Regions from separate parts of the Mus musculus genome. Here all the other regions are linked to region 4. The links are chromatin loops, found by intact Hi-C in ENCODE. Cell type or tissue: heart. All regions are shown on one strand.

Region 1 (4,000 bases), 130 kb before region 4:
TGAATTCAGTGAAGTAAGTCATAATTTTAAGCATTTATTACTTACTTCTAGATATAAAACATAAAATGTTTAAAAATACTTCAAAAAGTGACTTGACATGCTTCTCTTGTTCTTTCAACAATGGTTTGATGTGCACTTTTTTTGGTTTTTTTCACTCATAATTCAAGGATAAAACTATGGTTTTTCCTTTGAACTTTGCCCCTTAGAATAATATAATAAAATATATAAATTTGCTCCTGAGGCTATTTGTAAGATGATTTTGCCAGAAGAAGAAAAAGAAAAGAAGAAGAAGAGGAAGAGGAAGAAGAAGAAGAAGAAGAAGAAGAAGAAGAAGAAGAAGAAGAAGAAGAAGAAGAAGAAGAAGAAGAAGAAGAGGAGGAGGAGGAGGAGAAGGAGGAGGAGGAGGAGGAGGAGGAGGAGGTGGTTGAGGAGGAGGAGGAGGAGAAAAACAACAACAAAACAAAACTAACACAACAATGCATTTTAATGCTTTTAAACAATGCACAGACATGGAGTTTTAGAAACTGATTAAAGTTCTTTCCAAGTTTTATGCCAAGGCAGAAGGTACAAGTGAGACTAATGTAATTCCTCCTGCCAGCAGAATCATACGGCACCCACTCTCCTGATTGTTCACCCTGGCTGTGGTTTATTAGCGGACTAAGTTCATGTCATTGCATCTGATCTTCAGAGACCTGGCTTCAGATCCTGATTTTACTCACTATTGAAAATGAGGCTGTTAGTCGGGTCTTCTCCCTGTTTGACATGACTGTCAGGCCACACTCTGGACAATCGCCATCTGGAAAAGCAGGGTGTGTTAATTTGCAGGTCAGGGGCTCAACTGCCTATCAGTAGAGTTTTTATCTGCAGTGAGGCTGGCAGGATGTCTGTTCCTGACCCTCTTTGGTGGGACATTTATTAAGTTTCCTGACAAAGTAGGGTACAACAATTCTAACATCCTTTCAAGGAAGCTTTTGTCCTTTATTTTTGTCACAGCTTAAGAAAATGACTAATTATTAAAATTTTGGAAAAGAAATCGCTCTGGGATTTAGAATGTCTGTTGAAAATCTTTAAGACAGCCAATTTTACTTTCTGGCATTTCATTGCCCTGTGCAGCTTATAAATAGTTTCCATGTGGCTGCTGCCTCACTACCGACCTCTGATAAGAGGATGGGAAATTAGTTTTGTTGAAGTCTGTCAGTCTAGGGGCAGTATGGATGCTTAAGTGTAATTAAAAAAAAAAACAATTCAGAAAAATAGCAGTGTGTGTGTGTGTGTGTGTGTGTGTGTGTGTGTGTGTGTGTGTGTGTGTATGTGTGTGTGTGAAGTTTGGTAAAGAACAATAGGGAAAGCAGAGATCTGCTCAAGCTAATTATATAATCTGAGATAAGACAAAAAATTTAATTGATGCAATTAAATTCAGTGTTGAACTTAAGAGAAGAAACATATATAATGATATGGCTAGAGTACAATGCTAATTTTCTGTCAGATTTTTAGGATCTCTAATCCCTTCATAAGAGATTGCCTCTTACTTTTGAATGCCTTTTATTAATTCAAGAGCAGGGGCTGGGCTTTATCATGGCAAGGACCTCAGGAACATGTCTGCCGCTCAACGTGACCTATCTAGAGAGATATGTACAGTTCTATTTCTATTTGCTTATAGTCTGGATGGACATGTGTTGGTTGAGAGTTAGGCTCTTCAGACAGATGCTGTCCTCCCTCAAGGCTCAAGGCCAAGCTGAGGTACCAAGTAGGACTCAGCTTTCAAACAAAAAAACCTAAAGCAACAGTGAAACACGATCCAGGAATACAGAGAAGTGGTAAAGCATGCTAACAAGGCGCTGAGCACCGTGAATGGCACTGGGGGAAAGAAGTAACTTCTAAGGACAACGAACTGGGAGAATTGCTGACTTTCCTGAGCTCTACTGGGGCTGCTGCAGTTACATCGCTAAAACTATGTGGCAGATGTCTTTCCCTTGCCTCCCTCAAGCTTTGTGAGAAGGGCTTTGGCCTTCAGGATTTTCCTTGTTGCTGCTTCTGCCCAGCAAGGTGCTAAGTAGGCTCCAGGTACTCAGAAGTTCTCAAAGGGATGTTTGACTGCACAAGTTTAGTTGATTCTTTTATTTCTTGAACTTGCTGGCTTTGCTCATGGACAGCCTCTCTGTCCCTTTCTATCTGGGGAACGTGATAGTCTCATGACTGATTGCGTGAACTTCTTGGATAGCTTGGCTGGTACTTGTCGAAATTTAATAAGTATTAGATATTTTGAAATGGAAATGGGAACTTTTATTGGGAGACATTCTCCAAATAGCTATTAAACACAAATTTCTTGAAAGGAACAAGGGAATAATTTAATTGTTTCAGGGTCCATTTCCCCCACTCTAACATACCTCAAAAAGTCGAAATAGTGGTAAAATATCAAATTATTTGGAAAGCAAAGGAAACCCTAAGAGTAGAAAAATTTCCTTCGTAATTTTCCTGTTTGTGATTCATGATATTTAAATTACAAACCTTGACATTAGAACATATTAAACATATGTCCCTCGACCTAATAGCCATTTCCTCTGTCATTTAATGTCTTAGTTCTCTCATGACACTACTATTGATTCAAAGCATATCTGATCCTAGGAATCTTCCAAGTCATGTCTCTCATTATCTGAGGGAAATTTCTATTCTTATGTGAGTATCTCTATCCCTTGAAGTATATCATTATTATTATTTTGCTTAGCATACAAAGAGATGGATTTCTTCCTGTCATCTTCACATACATACATCTGTGGACTTTGTTAGTTTCCCTCTCTCTATCTCTCCCTCGCCACCCTCTCTCCCTCACCGCCCTCTCCTCTTGCTAATATCTCCTGGTCTACAGTCCCCACTCCTATTATTCCTGTTTTCACTCCACACTGCCTCTCAGCCTCCCATCTCATAGTCTGCTTTCTGCTTTTGACGCAGAGAGATTTTAATCTTCCAGTTTTTCTTTCGCTCTCATCACAGCTTCCTAGTAAAGATCAGAAGTTAACACGGCTGTTTGGTGGATGAGGAGAGAGGAGATAATTGAGGATTAAAACTGACTCCTCTTCACTTCCGGGATGCATTTTCTTATCTGCTTCCAGGAGAGGGTTAAAGTTTACTCAGCGAGAAAGGAGTTATTTTGAGGAGTCCAGAGGATTTTCCAGAAGGAGTGGGTTGGACTGTTTGCTGGAGCAGAGAAGATTACAGGCGACCTGGTGAGGGTATTTGTAGCACTGACCTCCAAGCGGGGATGCACATGTTAGATCCGGCTTCCCTTTGAGGCTTCTCAGGCTAGACTATTTCTACATCTGGCGGGTACTTGCGGTGTTAAAAAAATAAACTCAAAAATTGAGAATAACTGTATCCTTGACAAGATGTATCCTTTTCTAAGGAGCATTGGTGCAGCTGTCTAACAATGAATTACAACATTCCACAGCTGCCTGGGCAGGAAATGAAGAAAATTATCCTGGCTATCTCAAAATGGGTGTTTGGGGAGCCGGGGGAGGGTATGAGTTTTTTAGAGACTATTCTGGAATGAGGCCATTGAGCCTGTCTGATTAATCATATCATCCCATATCACAGGGTCTAGGTTTTTCAGATTTCAAACAATTTTGAAAATTCCAAACCATCTAAATGAAACGACCTGTTTACATAGATTCTAGATAGTGACTTAAAGTTATTTTTGGCCTGCAATCTGGTTTTCCTTTCAACAAATAGGTCTCATTAAGGGAATTCATATTCTAACTACATCAGAGTCAGATATGATGTAGCTGACTACAATATCATCTAAGATGTGTGCATTTTGATAAAAGATTTGGCCATAGAAGAGCTGCCCACCAAATGGCCTTCTTCCGTCTCCTCCACAGTGTGTCACAAATGTATGTGTCCAAAGCACAAGTAAGAGTTGTGTAGTCTCCTCTGAGAGAGGCGGAATGTTCCAAGTCCGAAGAGCTCCTGAGAGTTATGGATGATACTGAATAGTGTGCATACT
Region 2 (4,000 bases), 110 kb before region 4:
TTATACTAATGTCAGGTCAACTAGGGTAGGTACAAAGGGTAGTGGGATTAGTACCTTTCTAAGAAGCAAGAAAAACTTGGAGAGTCACAAGTTACACGTAATCACATGTAATGGCAAATAGAGCCAGGATCTGTGTCCTAAGAAACACTGATCATTGGCAGTCACCAGATATTTCTTTCAGGACAATTTTTTTCCCTTTGGCTCTGAGGGGCTTTTGGAGAAAGCATGGTCCTGATAAAATATAGATTTTCGGGTTTTTAGTCTTTTGTGATATGAGAGAATATGTAGTTTTAAGCCCTGAGTCTATGGTGTTTCATATGCCCTGGGAAATCATTACCGTACTTATAGACCAGATAGATATCTCCCATATGAAGCTATGAAAATTAATTTTTAAGGCCTATGGGGCAGCTTTGCAACACAGATTGACTGTACTGTACTGGGCTTCTTTTCCTTGTGTCTTATTAAGGTATACCATAGGGACATATTTGTAAGTGTTTTGGTACACAACTATAGTAGCTGGAGGGGCCAAGTCAGTAGACAATTTTGTGGATAGTTTATATGGCTGCCTCCCCGCCCTATCATCTCCCCATTCAATTACACATTCCGCACCTAGTTGGCATCAAGCTGTAGTTAAGAATGGGGCTGTTCTATGTTCTACTGGATTCCCCTTCTACTTCTCAGAGCTTCTGATCAAGGTGTGTGATGGTCCCTATGAAGAAAGCTCTCTTACAGATGCCAGCGAGAGTCATGGGGCTTCTAGTTTAGCCCTACTACCCCATTTGACATTTTCCCTTTTCCTGCCTTCCCTGTAGACATTAAATCCCAGCTGCTGGTGTAAAACAAATAGTCCTATGGTGACCAGATCCTACATTTTTTTTTTTTTTTGCAAAGTTACATACCTGTGATAATTGTTTCCTGGCTGGACCCTCTCCAATGAAGACACTTAGGGAGAGCTTCACAGAATAGATTCAAATTTTGGGGCAAGATCAAAACAAGCATTGAAAATAATAATCCTTGCATTTTATGTTCTGGAACACCCCCAGGGAAGTGTGTGTGTGTGTGTGTGCATGCACAAGCGCATCAGCACATGCAGGTGTTTGTACAAATTCTGCAGTTTTCAGACCCCTCTGGTGACTCTAGTGGCTCAGCATAAAGATCTCTCATTTCCTCTCCCTCATGTTTGTGGCACCTCTTTCTCTTGCTCTGTCATCACAGACAAAGAAAAATCACAGCCAGCCCCTATTGCTTCCTTTCTCAGCTCCCGCCAGGAGCAGGAGACTCTAGGGCTCACATTCTGTTTTATAAAGGCTTTTCAGCCATCATTTGGTAAGACCTTGGCTTGACTTCCAGTGTGGAATATGGCTGTCTGCAGCTGGAACCTAAAATGATAGCCTCTGACTTCCCAGTGGCAATCCCTCCCCTTCAACTTTGTCCTCGTTCCCTTTTGCCAGTGTCAGACAATGTAATCTGAGATATCCTGGAGCTGCTGGGAAGATGAATCAGTGATAATGGGTGTTGGACTTTTATATATATATAAAAGCTCTCACTTCCTTTGTGCGTAAAAGCTGGACATGACATTTGTAGTTGGCTCCACCAGACAGTTCTCCTTGTGCCAGAATTGAGTAGACTCTGATAATATGGCCTGCAGTGAAAGCCTCATGCAATTGTAATGAAGATCCCATAGCCAGAATGAATGACTCCATTCACTGCCAACACAGAACTTGCTATGGTTGCTCAATTACATCTGATGCCTCCTTGATCCCCTAGAAAGGCAGGTGAATGGTGATGTCAGCTTGGGCAAAGGCAGGCTAGAATAAGCAAAGAGGAGCCCTGCTGTTCTCATTTCTAGCCAGCATGGCAGGAAAGTGGTACTTGTAACCTTGAGTGGTACCCTTACTAAGTATTCACAACAGTCTTTAATCAGCTCTAAAACAAAACATCCAAAACTTCCTTAGCTCTTATTGACCCGAATAGTTAAATCCCAATTTCCTGACTTCACCTATCCTTCACTGCCCAGCTCCATCATTACTCATTCTTTCAATTACTGACCATTACTTAGGCTCCAGTTTTCTTCATTTCTCTTTTTCTTTATTTACCGTGTGTGTGTGTGTGTGTGTGTGTGTGTGTGTTGCTGTTCTGCTTCAAGCACTCTGATCTATGTCTTAAGAAGTCATTTAAACATTTTCTCCACTTGCAGTCCACAGTGGGAGTCCCTGCTGTGCATTCCCCCTCTATCACTTTCAAACTTCTATTATAATCCACAGCACCAATCTAATTCTTTACTTACCTGGTTGATGTTCCGATTTCTCAGGGACTTGACTGACTCATCTGGATCAGAACAGTTCTTGGACCTAATACCCTTTGTTCTTGAGAATAAAATGGTATTGGAGAGAGGATGCGTATTGGCCAAACAACACTAAACATCTTTTATCAAGTTCTAATCCTATTGTGTTAATCAACTGATAACCTTCTTGATTCTTAGTGTTGAGTGCCAGGCAAAATGGGCACAGGTCCAACTTCTTTGCACTTTGATTTCTTCTCTTGCTAACTGGAAGAAATGCATTTGAAGAATCCCATGCAGTGAAATGCACAAAAGTGCCATCCTCCCAATACAAACAAGGTTTGGTCCATGGCTAATTTATTTTCATGGACTCTTCATGATGACTGTAGGGTTGTGGTATGGACATTTGCCTCCCAGCTGCAGTCTCCTCTTGACATGAGGCTGTTGGAACAGGTTGTCTACATTAATGATTGCTTTTCTGACATCAGTAATTAGGAGTAAAGAGTCCCAGGGAAAGCCTATGGACTCTCAAATGAGCACGGACTTGTTGCTTGACTATTTTGTTCTGGGTATTCCTCCTCCTTCCGTAAGGTACTCATAAATGCCTGGTTGAAAAAAAATTGTTGTCGTAAGAGGCAGGCAAATTTGAAACTGTGAGTCTTTAAAAAGTTAAACTCCCTGGGAAACAACAACTATTCAGCAAACACTTATAGGAGGCTCTGGAGAGAGTTATACGGCAATATATACTTCTCAGAAGTTATTATATGAAAGGCATTCTTATTGGTCCAGAATAGAGTACTTCTTCCTCTTTATCAAGTATGAGCTAGCCTAGTCACTTTCTTTAGTAATTAGATTAAATATAACATAGATAAAACTCAAACTAGGTTACAAAATGGATCCTGGCATCTTTATATCTCTGTTTATACTCTTTCCATAGAGTTATCTCTTTCATAAGTTCTTTCCTGAGAGTACAGAAATCTGACTTTGCCTTTCAACTGTTAAGAAAAAAACGTTTACCTTTTGTTTTTCCATAAATACTAGGGACAGAATTAGTAGTGTGGTGTTCTAATGTATGTATGAAAAATGATCACTGCCTTGCAGAGTCTGACATCTTCCTTCCCTTTGTCCTCAGCCCTGTGGTAAGTAGCATTGTACAGTTTCAAAGCACACAATAGCGAGACAAACTGCCTAGGGACATTTTCTCTATAATCTCAGTATCTTTGCTAACTAATAGCTGTGGACTTCTGCACATTTGATTATGATGTTTATTGTCAGAAATTTAGAGATTTTTTTTTCTCTAGGTCTACAGAGAAAAGGAGAACCTCAAAATTCTTAAAATGAGTACTTTTAAAATGAGGAAAGAGTTCTTGTCTCTCGGGCAAGTCAGAATAAGCTGATGGTTAGATGTTTGGAGGGAGGTGGTGTATGTAAGAATAAAAGAACAGGTTTTTTTTTTTATATTAGTAACACAGATGGCCACATTACTGAAGACAGTCACATCTTAATAAATGAAAGTTACACTAACAACAGCAGAGAAACCAGCAATGATACAAGGACACAATGCTTTTTCATGTAATTTAATTATGAGATTTGTCATTAATGCAATGTATGTCTAACTGGGCTGGTAAAAATAAAATTTGCTAATTTATGACTGCCCTTAAAGAAGAGGCGTGGGAAAAGTTCACATATTAGGTGCAGAAAAACAAAAAGAGTTTTCTA
Region 3 (4,000 bases), 220 kb before region 4:
CCTGAAAGTGGAATAATTTTTCCAGGGTCCTAGGTGCAGGAGGTGACAGAGATAAAAACAAGTCCCTGGCCTCTGACACCAGGTCCATGACATTCTCTATTTTCCATGTAGCTCCAAATAACTCAATCATTCTTACTTGTTAAGCAGAGCATCCTGAAATCCAGCCCCATTGACTCATCCTTTATGTTAATCCTAGAAGACTTGAAACAGTAATGACAGATTCATGTACTTCTTAATGTGACATCACCACAAAGGTAATATTTTGAAGGGGTCACAGTTATTAGGATTCATAGCGCACCTGTTTGTTTAATGTCCTTGAAGAGCTGATTAGGAAGGAGGTGTTTCCTGCTTTTTGTTACACCCTGTATTAGGCAGGGTTCTCTAGAGGAACAGAACTGGTGAATCGTATACATATTATGAAAGATCATCAGCTTAGCTTACATGATAATGACTGAATAGTCTAATAATGGCCATCTTCAGTCTGGAGATGATGCATTATGCAGTTTGACACTTCAACAGTACCAATAAGCACTGGAGGCCTGAAAGATCTTGAAGAGTTTCTGGTCTTCAGTCCACATCACAAGGGTGAAAGGAGCTAACTTCTGATGGCAGCAGGGGATGGTGGCAGCAGTGACAGCAGAAATGGAAACACTCACCAGCAAGATGAGGAGGCAGGCAGGAAACAGAGATTTGGTGCTCTTTAAATCGGGATCGCTTGTTAGAAAGGGCTGCCCACTCTGCCAATCTTTTCTGGAAATGCCCTCAAGAGACACACCCAGAACCTTTTCTCAGAGTCGATTCTAAATCTTGTCAACTTGACCATCAAGTAATTAAGTCATTATATCAATCAGAATATCTTGAGTATTTTCACTCAAGGTTGTCAGGTCCCTCAGGACAATGGCCATGACTACCCTCTTTGAAGATCCTCTCATAATAGCTGTCAAGTGTGGAACACCAGCTCGAGGATGTTGAATAAACAAAAGAAAGGGTGTAGAAACTGAAGTGCTTCATCACCTTTGAATGAACAGTGATGGAAGTCAAACATTTTATTACTAAAACCAACTAAAACTTAATTCTGCTAGTGATGGAGCAGGCAGAAAGTCCACCCCCACTCCTTGTTGGTGACCTCCCCCAGGGCTCTCCGAGTTTCATTTCAGCAGACTTGGATTTTATCTGCAGCCATTTAGGGTATCCTGTCTCTCCTGCTCCATCAACTGTCATGCTGCTTCCCTCTTAATGCAACGTGACAAACTATTTTAATAATGCATTTGTTTTACAATAAGATTCTCCTAAGTCTAGCTCTGATAGTAGCTTGGAACACAATGTGCTTATCATCTTCAAATATTACTGTTGAAGAAAACCTAAATCTGAATATTTCGCTATCATTCTGATAAATTTCTATCACTGACTCTCATGTGAATAGTACAATTTAGCCAATGGCCTCTTATAGATAATAGACCAATGTATCAGAATTAAATAGAGCCAAGTCCATGCATCTTTGAAAATCATCAAATACAAAGTCCTCCTGGCCACATAAATATAAATGAAAGCTTGATTATATTGCAGTCTGCAGGCGTACAGTACTTGTGATGACAGCCAGCATGCCAACAAAAGCTATTGATTATTAAAGACAGATATGAATTTTTCCAGTAGCGTCTCCAGAGTTTGTACTGTTTAGTTTTCTCTTGCTGGTCATATTTTAGAAAAATCTATACCTGCCACCACACACACACACACACTGCCCCTGTGCAAAGAAGAGATCTTTCTCAGAAGGCCAAGGCAGTGCCTTGGATTTCCTTCCACTCAAGGTCAAACTGAAAGGCTTGCTGTTCTTCCTCATATGACCATGTGATGGCACTGTGTGCTCAGCACAAAGTGACCACTGTGACCACTGTGGGGCGGTCCTGGGAGGTTAGATGGGGTGTCCTCATTGTGTTAATTTTGGCTCAAGCCACATAACAGGTAGTAGTTTGGAAGCACAATATGCTTGTCATCTTCAAATAGTATGGCTTACAAAATCCAAATCTATCATTCTGATTAAGCTTTGATTACAAGTCTTCACACGAATAATAAAACTTATCCAATGGCCTAATAATAGATAATAAACCAATATATTGGTATTAAAACAGAGCTATATGACCATGCATTTTGCATGTCTATGGAACTTCAAAACCATGGGTTTACTAAAATTTCCAGAATTCCTTGTCTTTTTCCTCCCAACATGTTGTTGAACAATATTCTCTGGGCAGAAAAAGCATCACTTTTACGAACAAGTCTTATCTGCTTGTAAAATATCACTACAGTTGGGTGTGTTGACTGTTGGCATTCTCTCATAGAAGGAAGAGGACATAGCGAATCACTGGGCTCTAACCTGAGCTAGTCCTCCAAGTCAGTTATTAGCACTTCTAATTGCACATTGCCTAGGAGTTTTGGGAGAGAGTGGGGGGGGTGGCACTAGTAAGAATAGGCTGAGAAAAGAACTCCATATGCAGCTGTCACTCATGCTGGGCTTTTCAGGGCAGTTGCTTTAGAGTCCAATAAGTCCTCACTCATGCCGTGTAAAGTAATCCCCATAAACCCATGGGTTTTCCAGTCAACACTTTGACGAACTTGAACTTTGATTTGACACTGGATTTTTGTAAGGAAAGGGTGGATATTGTGTAGTCATCCCACCTCTGGAAAGAAACTCCTGGTGATACAAAAGTCAACACAGAACTTCCTTTGGAGACTCTTTAGGTAGAGTGGGAAGAACTGAGGATTCCCAGAGGGATGCAACATGTGGCATGGGAAGAAAACATGGCCTAAAATGTGTTTCTTCCTAACAGTCTTAAGGACACACTCTGTACATTGGTGGCTCTAGAAACTCTTCATATTAAGTTTAACCCTGTAAAGGGATACAGACAATTCAAAGGCATTATTTATTTATTATTTTTTTTAAAGATTTATTTATTTATTATATGTAAGTACACTGTAGCTGTCCTCAGATACTCCAGAAGAGGGCATCAGATTTCGTTACGGATGGTTTGTGAGCCACCATGTGGTTGCTGGGATTTGAACTTGGGACCTTCGGGAGAGCAGTCAATGCTCTTAACCACTGAGCCATCTCGCCAGCCCCAAAGGCATTATTTTAATGTGGTTCAAAGTATCAGAAGAGGTTTAGGTATAACAAGCTGCCAGAGGTGGGTTCATGAGGGGCTTATAGTTGAGATTTAAAAGAAGAAAGTAAAAAAAAAATCACATGGTTATACTTAATTTTTGTTATATTTTTATATCGACTACACAAAAGAATTGTTAGTGGAATTTAGGGGTGAGTCACCGAAACTTCCTTCATAGCCAGTATTTGATAAAAATTGCATATTCTAGGTTTGATGGAAGGAAGCAAATGAGAGAAAAAGAGTCCCAAATAACCATGCATAATCAACATCAGTTAGCCTACGCTCATACAAAGTCTCTTCTTTTTGCTCGCTGGTTCTCCCTATTTTTCATTTGCCGGTGACCCGAGGAAGACAGGAAGAGACAAATTCCTCATCAATTAGAAAATATTCCTCAAAATATATCAGCTATAAATAGAGTGAGAATTCAGTGAAGCAGAATCAGGCACATGAATCATGAGCTGTGGTTTTACTAGTGTAAGCATTCAGAGGAGAAATTTTTCAATATAAAAGGATGTATTCTGAAAGTCAAAGAAAATATACATTAGGCACTTGGTTGTGTAGCACAAGAATCCTGAGAAAACAGACTGTATGGATAGGGTTTTATAACTTTCATTAGAATGTTGAATGCCACTTCTTCTGCAGTTCTGCTTGTGTGTCTGTGTATGTAAGTATGTATAAATGTATGTATGTATTATGTATGTATGTATGTATGTATGTATGCCTGTCTTTATGTCTATGTGAATAAATATGTGTTTATATAAGTGTGTGTGTGTGATGTTTGTATGTGTATGTGGTTTGTATATGGCCTGTGCCCCTCCTCCTGTGTGTGTGTGTGTGTGTGTGTG
Region 4 (4,000 bases):
TATATCTAACAGGTTGAAAATTATAAGCATTAATTATCTCACCCAATTTGTGAGAGCAGAAAGTAGAGAGCGGTGTTTTGGTGTGGCTCTGGGTCAGAGACTCTGATGTGGTAGCGGTTAAACAGCAGCTCTAGTTTCATCAAGACTTGGCTGGATCTGGAGACTCCATTTCTAGGTGCATTCATTTGGTTGTAGATGGTCCAAACTCCGCACTGCTGTCCAGTCCCCAAGCCTTCTTCCTACCATATGCATCTTGTCTCTCAATGGGCCTCCTGAATGTCCTCTTGATATAGCAGCTGGCTTCTCAGGGTGAAAATGCTCTCAGCAAGAGTCATGATGAACTTTGCGGTCTTTTATAAAATATGTTGTAAAGACAGGCACTCACCTTTGGTGAATACTCTAGATCTTGTGAACAACCCTGGGAAAGGGCCAGAGAGATCAAATATTGTGTGTGTCCTGGAGTTGTAAGACATGAGGGTCAATTTGAGAGTGCTATCACAGAAACACATCTCCTGTATTAGTCACCCCCTTAACTGTATAAGAAGCAGGATATGCAATGAAAGAAGCACCATGCATACTATTTTTTTAAACATGCCCCATGTTCTTCTTTATTGACAAAGGGGTGTCAGTAAACATTTATGGATATTGAGAAACTACTAGATATCCTGGATGTTTTCTCCATAAAAGTGATTAGGAAATGACTCGTTCCATTCTAAGAACTGAAGATAAAATTTCCTGTGCTAAACATAGCAATGGACACTAGTTCAGGGACTTTTAAAACAATCTTTTTTTCAAAAGTGTCTGTCATAGCATTTTCATTATGATTTTAACATTAACATTCTAAAAGAATTGCTCAGTTTTTTGCTGGAGTTTTCCAACACATCTTCCTTTTGTCTAGCTTCTCCTCATTTGATAGATATCTCACTTTCATCCTGTCATTATTGCTTAATGACTCATTACTAATGAAGTCCAATCTCCTTGACTTTTCAAATCCAGAATTCATCTCTTCAAGGCTCTATTCCACTGCATCCATCATGAAGCCTTTAACTCAACCTAGATGTTCGAACTTATTCTCTTCACAGTTTCCTCTAACGAGAATGGCTTATCCTACTATTTGGTGCTTCCAAGCTCTTGTTGTGTCAATGATCCCAGAATTTTCTTATCTTTATCAGACTTACTTTACTTCACTGTTGAATATTTTCTGGTGGGTGGAATGGGGTTGTAGTCATATTATGAAGCCTTGAGAGGTCTAAAATCTTCACTACAGACCAAGATCACCTCAAACAGACAAAGATGCACTTGCCTATGTTTTCTCAGTGATGAGGTTGAAGTTGTATGCTATAATTCATGACCACTTGAATATTTTATAGGTGGATTATTATCTCAATGATCTCTTCAGTCTAGATTCTTTTTGTTCCAGGTCATCCTCCATATCACGCCACTGTTTTTCTAAAATCACATTGATTGTATCATTTTAGTTAAAACATACAACACTAACATAATTTGCCATTTCATAGGTTCTCGGTGGTTGGTTGTTAACTTTACCACACAACGGTGCAGGCAAAGTCTCAGCCTTCATTTCTCCATTCGCCCAATAATTCTATCCCGCCTTCTATTTCTCTTCCTTTGGAAGTCTGAGGTACTCGGTTTATCATTCCTGTGATGTTCTATAACTGCTTCTTAGCCTTCGTTTGTCCACTCAACATATTTCCTCATAACAATAACAGCCGCAGCAAAGCACAAAACAAAATGAAACAAAAGCCACTGTCTACCTTGCACCGTTTGGTCCTGCCGATTACAATGATTAACAAAACAGGCAAGTTTGTGCTTTTGTAGCCCCCATTGTCTAGTTGCAGAAATGGAAGTTAATAGACTCAGGAAGGAAATGTAGTCAGAGATTAAGAAAAGCTGTGCGAAGGAAGCACCTGATATAAAGTCAGGCAACACAGGATCCATCACCAGACTCAGACTCCAAAGAAGCTTCTCTGAGGAAGTGACCTTGCTGCCAAGATCTAAACAATGAGCAGAAAGCATACATCAAAGAGGTCCGGGGCAGGAGTCAGGGAGAATGAGAGTGCTTTAAGTGGTGCAATGTCGTGCCTAGTGACTCTATGGACTAAAAGATTCAGAAGAAGGTCAAGACCCATCAATGATGACTAGATCCATCAATGGAAAATAGGATTCTAATGGAAAAATTGGTAAAAATCTCAATAATGGATGGTATTTGTTTGCTCGAATGCAACAATGCTGGTTTCACAGTTTTGACAGAGAAACACAGAAATAGAAGATGATAACTTCAGGGGAAACTGAAACTGAGTCAGCGGCTTATGGGAAACAACTACTATCTGTGCAAATTTTCTATAAATCTAAAATTATTCTAAAAAAAGGGGGGTTATTTAAAAAAAAATAAAAGGGGAGTGGGCAATAAAGTGAAGCCCAGTAGACAGGTACATAAAGAATATTCAAAAGAAGGGCTTGGGATTAATTAAGACCTGTCCAAAAATTTTAGGGTCCTTGAATAACTTTTTTAAAATTTTAATAATTTTAAATAATATTGATCTTTATCTTAGAGCCAGGAGATGACTGTGATGATTTTTTAAGGTGATAGAGCAGAGCTGATTTTGAAAATGTCACAACCTTCAGGATACCGCAGACAGTGGATTGGAGTAGGACTTAGGTGGGCAAAGGAAGCCAAGTTAGACACTCTGTCATATTCAGACAAGAAATGAATTTAAAGATGAAATAATATTAGCACTATGCTTATGTTTGGACTACATTTATGTTTTCAGTTTTGGTATTTCCCATACAATCCTGCATGTAATATCTACATAATATATATTTCTTGCATAAATGAATAAATGAACAAATAAAAAATTAAGGAAAAGAATGAGAGCAACTGAAGTAATATTTGGAGTCAGTAGCCACTTTGTTGGCCCTGCCCACCACTCTGGTACAAGGAATGTTGACTATAGGCAGAATCCATTGAATGGCCATGTAGATTTTCTACCTGTTTAAAGAGTTACTTTCTCTAGAAATCAACGACTCCCCACCTTACGTTTGCTATACCTAGGATTTGCAAAGAGTTTCACATAGGACACTTGTTCATAGAAAAGAAAACCATGAGAAAAATCCAATTTGTGTCTGATACTTGGAAATGGAATGAACAAGGTAAAATGCACTACTTACTTGTATTAAGGCTTCTTCCTTACCTCCAAGATGCTGTGTATCATCTGCATTTTGCCCTTTCGTCAATAGAAGCGATCCTAGGTTCTGTAAGTTGTGGTTCTTCCTTGCAGAGGATGTTTAATTTCCCAGTGGCGAGAAGGTGAGCCGAGCCTAAGGACAGGTTGCAGAGTGGGTGTCAGGAAAGAGTAAAATCAAGAATCCTGTTTACTTATTGTACTTGACATCCACACGTTTAGCTTGGGGCAGACATGTGTTTTCTGCAAGCTTTCATCATCTGAAAGGACCGTGTAGGTCTTTCCAGAAACATCACTCGGGCTAATTAGTGGGAAGATCAGATGGAAGCCATGGGGTTGCAGCCTACATAGAGAAAAAGGAAATAAATATGATTAACAAACACGACAGGATTATTTCACTCTGACGACTTTGAAGAAACCGATTTTCTCCTCGAATCTTTCCTCTAACACTTGTGCTCAGTGTTCACACAGGGCCATCTTTGCCCATGTTTGTTTTCTAACACCTGACCAGCTTTAGCCAATAGAATTTATATCATGGATCTTAGAGGTTAATCTTTTCTTTTTCTTGTCTTCTTTTCTTCCCAGACATGCATTCATTTGACTGGCAGCCTGGAAAATTGAAAAATGCCACAGGGGTTATTAAGGTGGAAATCGGTTTTGCTCTTTGAAGCTCTGCAAGCTAGTTATTGCTGCACCCATAATATCCAGGCATCAGGGTAGCACACATTGTTCTTAGCTCGCCTGACACAGCCCCATATCGGTTGAAACACCCAGGCAGAATGAACGGTCTCAAGATGTCA
Region 5 (4,000 bases), 110 kb before region 4:
ACTGGTTCTCATCAAGGTTAGGGAATTCAAGAGGGTATCTCTGGGCAGATTTTGTGAAGTATTTTGAAGACTGTTATGAAGAGACTTAAGTCCATGGTGGATGAACATCTGAGGTGTTGATCCGGGCGTGTTTGTTTTCCAGCTCTCGTTTCCTCATCACTAATGCCCCTTCACAGCACAGGCCTTAGAGATCACCTCGCTGTCTTCTCTGTGCTCAGAATCGGAATGCCAGTTCTTGCTGCCTCACAAACTTACCAGCATCCCATTCTTGCTGATGTTGTGCCGAGAATACCAGTGTTGGCAGCATCTTAACTCATCCTTCCTTGCAGAGAATTCTCCATCCTTTGATCCTTTCCTATGTTGTTGTTTTATGATGTCAAGGGCCTAAAGGCTTTGATTGAAATGGTGGCCACATGCAAAAGGTGTTCAGGACTGAGTTTGATCCTTAATCCACAGAATCAAAGATTCTCTTCTCTCAGCCACAGGTCCTGATTGTTGCCTTAAAATTGGATTACTTCTGTCACCAGCACAGTGCCTTTTTTTCTTTACATATCATTTTAAAAGCTTGACTATGGGTATGCCAATGAAATAATGAGACAGTCCCAACCATACAAACACAGCAGAAAAAACTGCCAACTGAATTGTCTTTGGAAGTCATTTTTCTTCGAACATTTTTGAAATTCACTTTGAAAAACTGTCTTCAAAATGCTCTTTAGTGACAGTTTTAGCAAAAAGAAAAAAAAAGTGCTGCTGTGTTACAGTCATAGGCAATTCTTCTAGTCAGGGCTATGTTCTATGCGTTCCTGTGTTTTCTCTTTCCTTCTTTTCAGGAAGGTAGGAAAACCATGGAGAAGTTCAGGCTGAGAAGTCTGGGATGTGGGTGGGGAGATTTCAAGATTGTATGGGCTATGCTTCCAAAGCTTTGGGGGAGCATGAATGTTTGATGACCATATCAACCTGATTCTGTAGCTTGGGAAGAAGCCTGGATGTCTAATTTCTAACTTCTCCCTCCCCCCTCGCCCCTCATTCGTGCTCCTGCTGGTGCACATTGATCACACATTGAGTAGCAGGAACTTGGGGAGAGAAAAGGAGATCTGGATACAAAGATACTGGTTGGAATGGGGCATTTTACAATTTCACTGAGTCAGTTCTGAGATCCCCTGTGATATTATTCATCCCATCACAAGTAAGGTTGCAGAGTCAACAAAGTTAGGAGACTAAGCAGAATGGAAGATGTAGCAGTAGTCCTTGGTGATAGCAAGGATTCTAGGTGGCCTACTCTGTTTCCTGCCTTTCGTTATGTGTCTGCTTTTCTTCCTGCCCATGCACAGTCTTCTGAAATGAGCACATATATCATGGAATGCTATCATTAGCTTCCCCTCCCCTCCACCACTTGTTCAGGGGTTTTGGTTTGCTGGCAGCTTTCCTGTTTATTACCACTGGCTTTTGTGTCTTCTAAGTACTCTCCGCAAATTATGTCTCTGAAACTTTCTTAATATATGACATGGACCTCAGCCTGACATTCCATGCTTTTGGTAATATTGACAGAATCTTGACTCCCTGCTTTTTCTAACACAGTCCCTGGTTTGCAAGCAATCCATTTGTTTGGGTAGATTCCAGAGTTTCCTGTCTCCTCTCCTTTGTTTAGTTAATGCTTCGCCTGCTTGATCTTCCATTGCAAAACAGTAAGGTCCTTTCCATACCTTATCTGTCTCCTTCAGCCAAATACCAAGTCTTCCTTTTGGGGAATTCCAGAGCCCTTTCCTGACATCATATTTCTTGTTTCTCACATAGCACCAATATATTTCTTTGCACAGGCTTCATTCTAAAGAATAATGTGAGCCAGTCTTCATAGGCACTGTCATCATTTAGTGTCTGAGTAATTCTCCCTAACCTTGTGTATTGGGGCCCCAAAGAACAGAAAAGGCACTAAACAATATCTTATGAACTAAGTTTCATGATACTGTGAAGTTAAAAATGGTGAATGGACTAAAATGCTGAAAAGATTACAAGTTAGACATATCAATTCTTAAGGGGGTGTATGTATGTGTGTGTGTGTGTGTGTGTGTGTGTGTGTGTGTGTGTGTGTGTGTGTGTGTATGTGTGTGTGTGTCTATCCACACATGTGTGTGCCTGCATGCTTCAAGGGTCTATTGGGGTAAATGAACTTCAGAATAGTATATATATATATATATATATACACACGCACACATATATATGAATATATGCAAACAATGTGTCCAATGCTCATCCTCACATAGAATGAAACAGGTCAACATTTGCATCTTAGGAAGTCAGAAGGGACTTCCTGAGTCTGCAGCCGTAGAGGTGCCTATAGTGTAAGATAGCCTGTAGTGTCTGCCATAGAGCAGAGGCTCACCAAATGTTTGTCACCATCATTTCTTTCCTAATTTAAGATTTCGGACACTGTTGAAAGGATTACTTTGATTAGCAAAGACTACATCCATCACAGTTAGAAGAAAGTACTTGATATATTCCACAGTTTAATGAGCAGACAGGCAAAGAAACATCTGAGAATTAGAAAATGAGAAACTACTTTTCATTGCAACCTTATGGGTATTCCTCTCCAAGTCAGAAGGTCATTGAGTAGCCACTGATAGAAGTATTCACCTACTATACACCATACATTTTTGTTGAGGGAGAATGTTGTGAATGTTGCTTGCCTACCATGAAAGGTCTTGCATAAAATGATTTCCTCCCACAACTTAGTTTTAGGGAGAACTACCAATTCCTTATGTGTGGTGTAGACTAAAGAAGGAAGGCAAAATATGGCATGAACATGAATTTCCAAGAGATTATTCAAATCGCTCCTCTTCTTTGCGTTACTCTAATGTCACTGGCAATGACAAGAAGACAGAAAAGATTGTTCCTTGTATTGATTGGCTGTACTGACTATTAAGTAAAAGTGTGCTTAAGGATAAGCTGGGGAACTTGTTAAAAACATAACCTTCTGAGAGCATCTGATTTAGTAACTGTAGGGAGACTTAAGAATCTGCTGCAATGACTCTTGGATCACTTTACAGTTTCCATAGTAGTTGAGGATATTGAGAGTCAGAGATGCAAAATACTTTTCTAAAGGTCACAAGGAGAGAAATTTAGCATAGCAAGTTTCTAGCCTAGGTCTTCATTCCTCTAAGGCACAGCCATTTCCAGTACCCACAGATGTGCCACTTTGAAAATGAATATACATGTGAATTAACTAGAAAACTTCCCACATGTGGAGTCTGAGGGAGTAACTATGACGAAGTTCCAAAGACTGTGCATTTCAATCAGGCTCCTGGGCGATGCTCCCACAGTTGATCTAGAAGCATCCTTCGAGAAGTCAAGGTAAAGGACATAGTAGACATGTATTAAAACATTTAGAGAAGTAAGAGATGTCCAGATAGCTGAAATAAATTAGCCATCTGTGACTTTATAGCCCATCCTGTGGATTACAGAGGAAGACAGAGCACACAAAGCAATGTTAAATGAAGAAGAATAAGATTTGGTTGTTGTAAGTTTCATGGATCATAGACTTCTCCAGAGGAACAGATCTGATATTTAATATATATTATAAAAAGGACATATTAAATTGGCTTACACACAAGGGCTTCATAGTCCAGTAATGGCTCTTCACATGCTAGAGAGGCTGAGAGCTTCTGGTAGATGCTCTGGTTCCTGAGGCTATAATGCCCCAGTCTGGAGATAAAAGCCTGAAAGATTCCTAGAGAACTTTCAGTCTTCAGCCTGGGTTGGAACTGGAGTCTGATATGCGAGGTCAATGGCATTAGCAGTAGAGACACACCAGCAACATGTGCCAGCAAGCAAACGGCACTACATTCCCCTGCGGCATCTGTAGATCTAGGGCAGAAGATGCAGCCAACTCTGGGGAGGGTCTATTCCCTGCAGATAACCTTCCCTGGAAATAACCTCAGAGACTTTCCAGGGGTATGTCTGTCTTTTAGTTGATTCCAGATCCAATCGAGCTCAGTCATGATTA
Region 6 (4,000 bases), 94 kb before region 4:
AATTGCATCTCAGGTAGTTAACTATCTCTATTTTTATTATTGCCAACTGTTTAATACATACTCCGTTTTATTTCTTTTTGGCCATCTTTCCCATCACTAGAATAGGCGTATCATAAGGATGAGGATTTTTGATTGGTTAACAATATCCTTCAGGAAAAAAAGTAGATAGTCAGATATTCTCTAGATGAATGAATGAACAAGTTGCTCTCTCTCCTTTGTTACCAAACATTTCTTTTTGCTGTGATAAAATACTCAGAGAAAAGAATCTCAAGGGAGGAAGGGTTTATTTGGATTACAGTTCCAGGTTATATTCCACCAAGACAAGGAAATCACAGGGTGAGGAGCTTGAGGGTGCATAGCACAAAGCAGTCAAGAAGCAGAAGGGGAGCTGGAGAGATGACACACATACTGTTCGTGTAGAAGATCATCATTCAGTTCTCTGCACCCACATCGGATGGCTCACTGCTATAATTCCAGTGCCAGGGGAGCTGATACTCCTTGTCTGGGCTCAGTGTGCATGTGTTCATGTCCCTCACCATACACACACACACACACACACACACACACCTATAGCTAAAAATAAAACAATCAAAAGGGAAAGCAGCCACCACAGCAGCAGAGAATGACTAATGTTTGCAGCTATTCAGTTCATTTTTATCAGGTTATGTAATCTAGAATTTCAGGAGGGAATGGGTCTACCCACAGTAGGTGTGTATTCCAACCTCAATCATTATAACCAAGATAACCCCCCATTGCAATATCTAGAATCCTCTCCTAGATGGCTCTTGATTCTGTCAAGTTGTCAACACTAGTCCCAATCTCAATTCCTGTTACTCTGAAACCAATGCCTCCACAGAGAGGAATGAAAGAGGGAGAAATTAAAAGAAGAACATGATGGTTCATGTAAAATGCTGGGAATTTTTCATAGTCTTGTTTACACTGCATTCAAACTGCAATTGGAATAGAGTAAGATTGATATTATGTAAGAAAGAAATATTTTCCCCTTTCATTTTTCTTCATTCCGTTTCAAGGGCATGGGATTTTAGTAGCTTTTGAGTAACATTTATATTCTTAAGTGTAGCGCAGTGGATTTGAATGTTTTACCTGAAACCCCTGACTTTTGACTAACTGCTCACCAAGGAAGCGTATGGATATATGATAAAACTGGGTTCCGATTTTCACTCAGTACACTGTAGAAGGTACTGTGCACGGCTGGACAAATGATCAAATTCCAGACTGAGGTTCTGAGAAGGTGTGCACGCGTGTGGAATTACTACCTTAGAGGGAGCAGTGCTCTGTATTACAGTCCACTTCAGGTCGGGTGCTGTACTATTTAAAAGAAATTCCAAAGTGTGCTCGGGGCGCCTTCCTTAGCTTCTTCACACCCAAAATAATATCAGCTGGACTTCCAAAGAGCATTTGGTTTTTATCAACATCTTTCAGTATTAACTCAATACAGTTTCTGCTTATTTGTTAAACAGTCACCATGTTTTTATGTTGCTTAAATTGAAAATTGAAACTCCTGTGAACTATTTTCAACCCTAGATCAAAGAAGAACAATGATATAGAATCCTAAAGTCTTCCCTCTTGCTGTATGTATGGCCTTGGGTGGATTATTTAGCCTCTTGAATTTCCGTGGGGGGAAAAATTGCAATAGTTAATCCTTCAGGATTGAAAAAAAGAAAAAAAAGGAGGACAACATAGGTATGCTGCAAATGGTACTATACTGCAATTTCCCCTGTAGGCTGGCAAGTTTGATACAGCATTTACTTAACCTATAGATCTAGGTTGCTCAGTCTCCAGCAGGAATATTAACAGTGGTGTTCTTTCCATATGTGTGGGTGGGAGAGCTGTCTATCATCCAGTTTGACCCTTGCACATGACAGATATGGATGTGATTTCGCGCAAGAGACTCAGGCTGCACACGCTCGCAGAATGAGAAAGGAGGATGACTGTTTAGAACGTGCCCAGAGGACCTCAAAAGAGTCATCTGTATGAATCTGCGAGGAAAGGTCTCCAGGGACCCAAACCTCCCTGCTTTGATCGTTGCTGTGGCTGTCCCCAATTCACCGGAAGATTTGTGAGTTCACTGATGTTTTGCTGGGGTGGAAACATCTTTCACGAAGGTATGTCCTTGAGCAGTACCCTAACCTGTTTTCCACAAATAACACTAGCTCCCAGTTGCATCAAGGTGGTGTCGGTGCTCATTAAAACATTTCACCAGCAAACAAAGAAATAAGAAATCAACTTGGAAGATAATTTATGAGCAACCTTTTGCAGTTTGAAAATTTGCCAGCAAACCTCACAGAAGCCACTCAAGTTTTCATGGATTTTTTTGTTGTTGTTACTGTTATTTGTCAATTTGGTGTGATAACCACCTGTAATCGTTAACACTCCTTATTTGTAGCATGGGGTCTCAAACATCTGCTACAGCAGCCAAAATGTCCCTCAACAGAATTCAAGTTTATGTCCCTGAAATGGGAATTTCATTTCCTGTTGTTGGAAGGATGCAAGAGTCTTTCCAACTCCAGTTTGTGTTCTTAAAGTCATGGGTACCACCCTGATCATTCATCCGACTGTGATTTTGTTTCTTAGTCCCATAAGTACCTTCTCTCTCTAGCTGGATTTTACACACACCGAAGACAAATGTGAAAACTCCTGCGGTGTTTTGTCTCATTCTTAACCTGGCAGTGGGGCTCAGGAAATGATTATTGAATATATTTTGTGTGTGGTCCTGTAACCATAACAATAGCACAAACTCCACAGTGAGGATGAGAAAAAGTATGGAGAGAGGACACCAAGATGAATCACTTTGGTCATTTCTTTCACTGAAATGATTTTATGTAATCACAAAGGCCAGAGTTCCAAATTAGCTCAATAATATGAAATACATAGATGACAGGGGGAATATGAATTTGTGTGTGGTGGAGGGTTCTCTCTTCTACTTTAAGTGTATGTTCTGCAAACAAAGGCTGTAGATTGAATTTCTCCTGCAAATGGTTTATCCTGGAAATCCTTTCTCCTCAGCACAACTTGGGTATTAAATGAGTACTGCAGCTCATCTGTCCGGTCCTCAGTGAATTATCCTGAGAGATCACAGTAGGGAAGCGCTGAGGCTTTACAGATATTAACATTCTATGATGATGCTTTGTTTTTTCTTTTTTCTTTTTTACTGGAAAGAAGCTGATGTAATTTGACCTTAAAATATGAAAATGTGATCTTCCATTCAGACCAAACAGGCTCAGTATCGCAGAGCACATTTCCTGTAAATACCCCGTGTGTGTTCCACAGGATGTAGTTTTCACGGTCCCTCAGTGAAACTTAAACCATGTTTGCTCAGAAATGTGGTTTTGCTTTCCAGAATTTCCTGAAGCCTTAAAAGGAATTTATGAACACAAACCACGCTCTGGGTATAATTAAGCATTGAGGTGGCAGTCATTTTGACTCAAGAATAAATATTTTCATGTTGTTTAGATACAATGTTATTGTTACAAATAATCAGTTTTATGTTTCTACATTTACTATTCAAAATAATGTATAAAATTAAGCATGAAGTCTACTTAAGGTCTCCATGTGGTTTTGCTGATTTCTTTGTCTTGGAGCTGTCCAACATGGTCAGAGCACTGTCACTGTCCACACTTAAAATAGATGATTTCTACTAGGAAGCTGAATGGAAGCAAGGAAAGCAAAATGTACTGCCTAATTTAAGACATAAATGGTCACAACATCATCTGCAAAAGTTGAGGACAACACTGCCCTCACACCTAAACAGCTTACCTGGCATGATTTCGAGCTGGAGGAAGATCCATATGAGTCCAGACCTTCTAACATCAGACCATTACATGAAAGCGTGACGCATTCTTCTGAAGGCTGAGAATGCTGGGCAATGTTCTCTGTGTGAGAGGGGAGGCAGAAAGAAAATCATACGAACACATTTACATGATCATTGCTTTTGAGTTTGTGTCTCATATTCAAAGCAAGGGAATGGATACACACTCAT

What was found. A loop is a pair of places that touch in the nucleus more often than their neighbours do. Peaks named below come from ENCODE experiments on the same cell type or tissue, not always from the same donor. Only the 100,000 strongest peaks of a DNase experiment are listed, where the experiment ranks them.
Region 1: a loop joins it to region 4, with 5 times the contacts of the local background. A loop is called at or near these places in 3 of 42 quality-filtered maps.
Region 2: a loop joins it to region 4, with 2.1 times the contacts of the local background. A loop is called at or near these places in 4 of 42 quality-filtered maps.
Region 3: a loop joins it to region 4, with 2.3 times the contacts of the local background. A loop is called at or near these places in 4 of 42 quality-filtered maps.
Region 5: a loop joins it to region 4, with 1.9 times the contacts of the local background. A loop is called at or near these places in 3 of 42 quality-filtered maps.
Region 6: a loop joins it to region 4, with 1.8 times the contacts of the local background. A loop is called at or near these places in 3 of 42 quality-filtered maps.

The regions. Positions count from the first base shown.
Region 1 is chr14:86,467,500-86,471,499 of GRCm38, reverse strand. No RefSeq gene overlaps it. Among named protein-coding and RNA genes, the nearest start is that of Gm32913, 47 kb to the right of the region's middle. In heart, no CTCF peak of the experiment used is centred here; no DNase peak of the experiment used is centred here; H3K27ac peaks cover 1,441 bases.
Region 2 is chr14:86,445,710-86,449,709 of GRCm38, reverse strand. No RefSeq gene overlaps it. Among named protein-coding and RNA genes, the nearest start is that of Gm32913, 25 kb to the right of the region's middle. In heart, no CTCF peak of the experiment used is centred here; no DNase peak of the experiment used is centred here.
Region 3 is chr14:86,560,814-86,564,813 of GRCm38, reverse strand. No RefSeq gene overlaps it. Among named protein-coding and RNA genes, the nearest start is that of Gm32969, 37 kb to the right of the region's middle. In heart, a CTCF peak has its summit at 1,853; no DNase peak of the experiment used is centred here.
Region 4 is chr14:86,337,131-86,341,130 of GRCm38, reverse strand. No RefSeq gene overlaps it. Among named protein-coding and RNA genes, the nearest start is that of Gm32815, 39 kb to the right of the region's middle. In heart, no CTCF peak of the experiment used is centred here; a DNase peak (open chromatin) is centred at 1,930.
Region 5 is chr14:86,450,999-86,454,998 of GRCm38, reverse strand. No RefSeq gene overlaps it. Among named protein-coding and RNA genes, the nearest start is that of Gm32913, 30 kb to the right of the region's middle. In heart, no CTCF peak of the experiment used is centred here; no DNase peak of the experiment used is centred here.
Region 6 is chr14:86,430,687-86,434,686 of GRCm38, reverse strand. No RefSeq gene overlaps it. Among named protein-coding and RNA genes, the nearest start is that of Gm32913, 10 kb to the right of the region's middle. In heart, no CTCF peak of the experiment used is centred here; no DNase peak of the experiment used is centred here.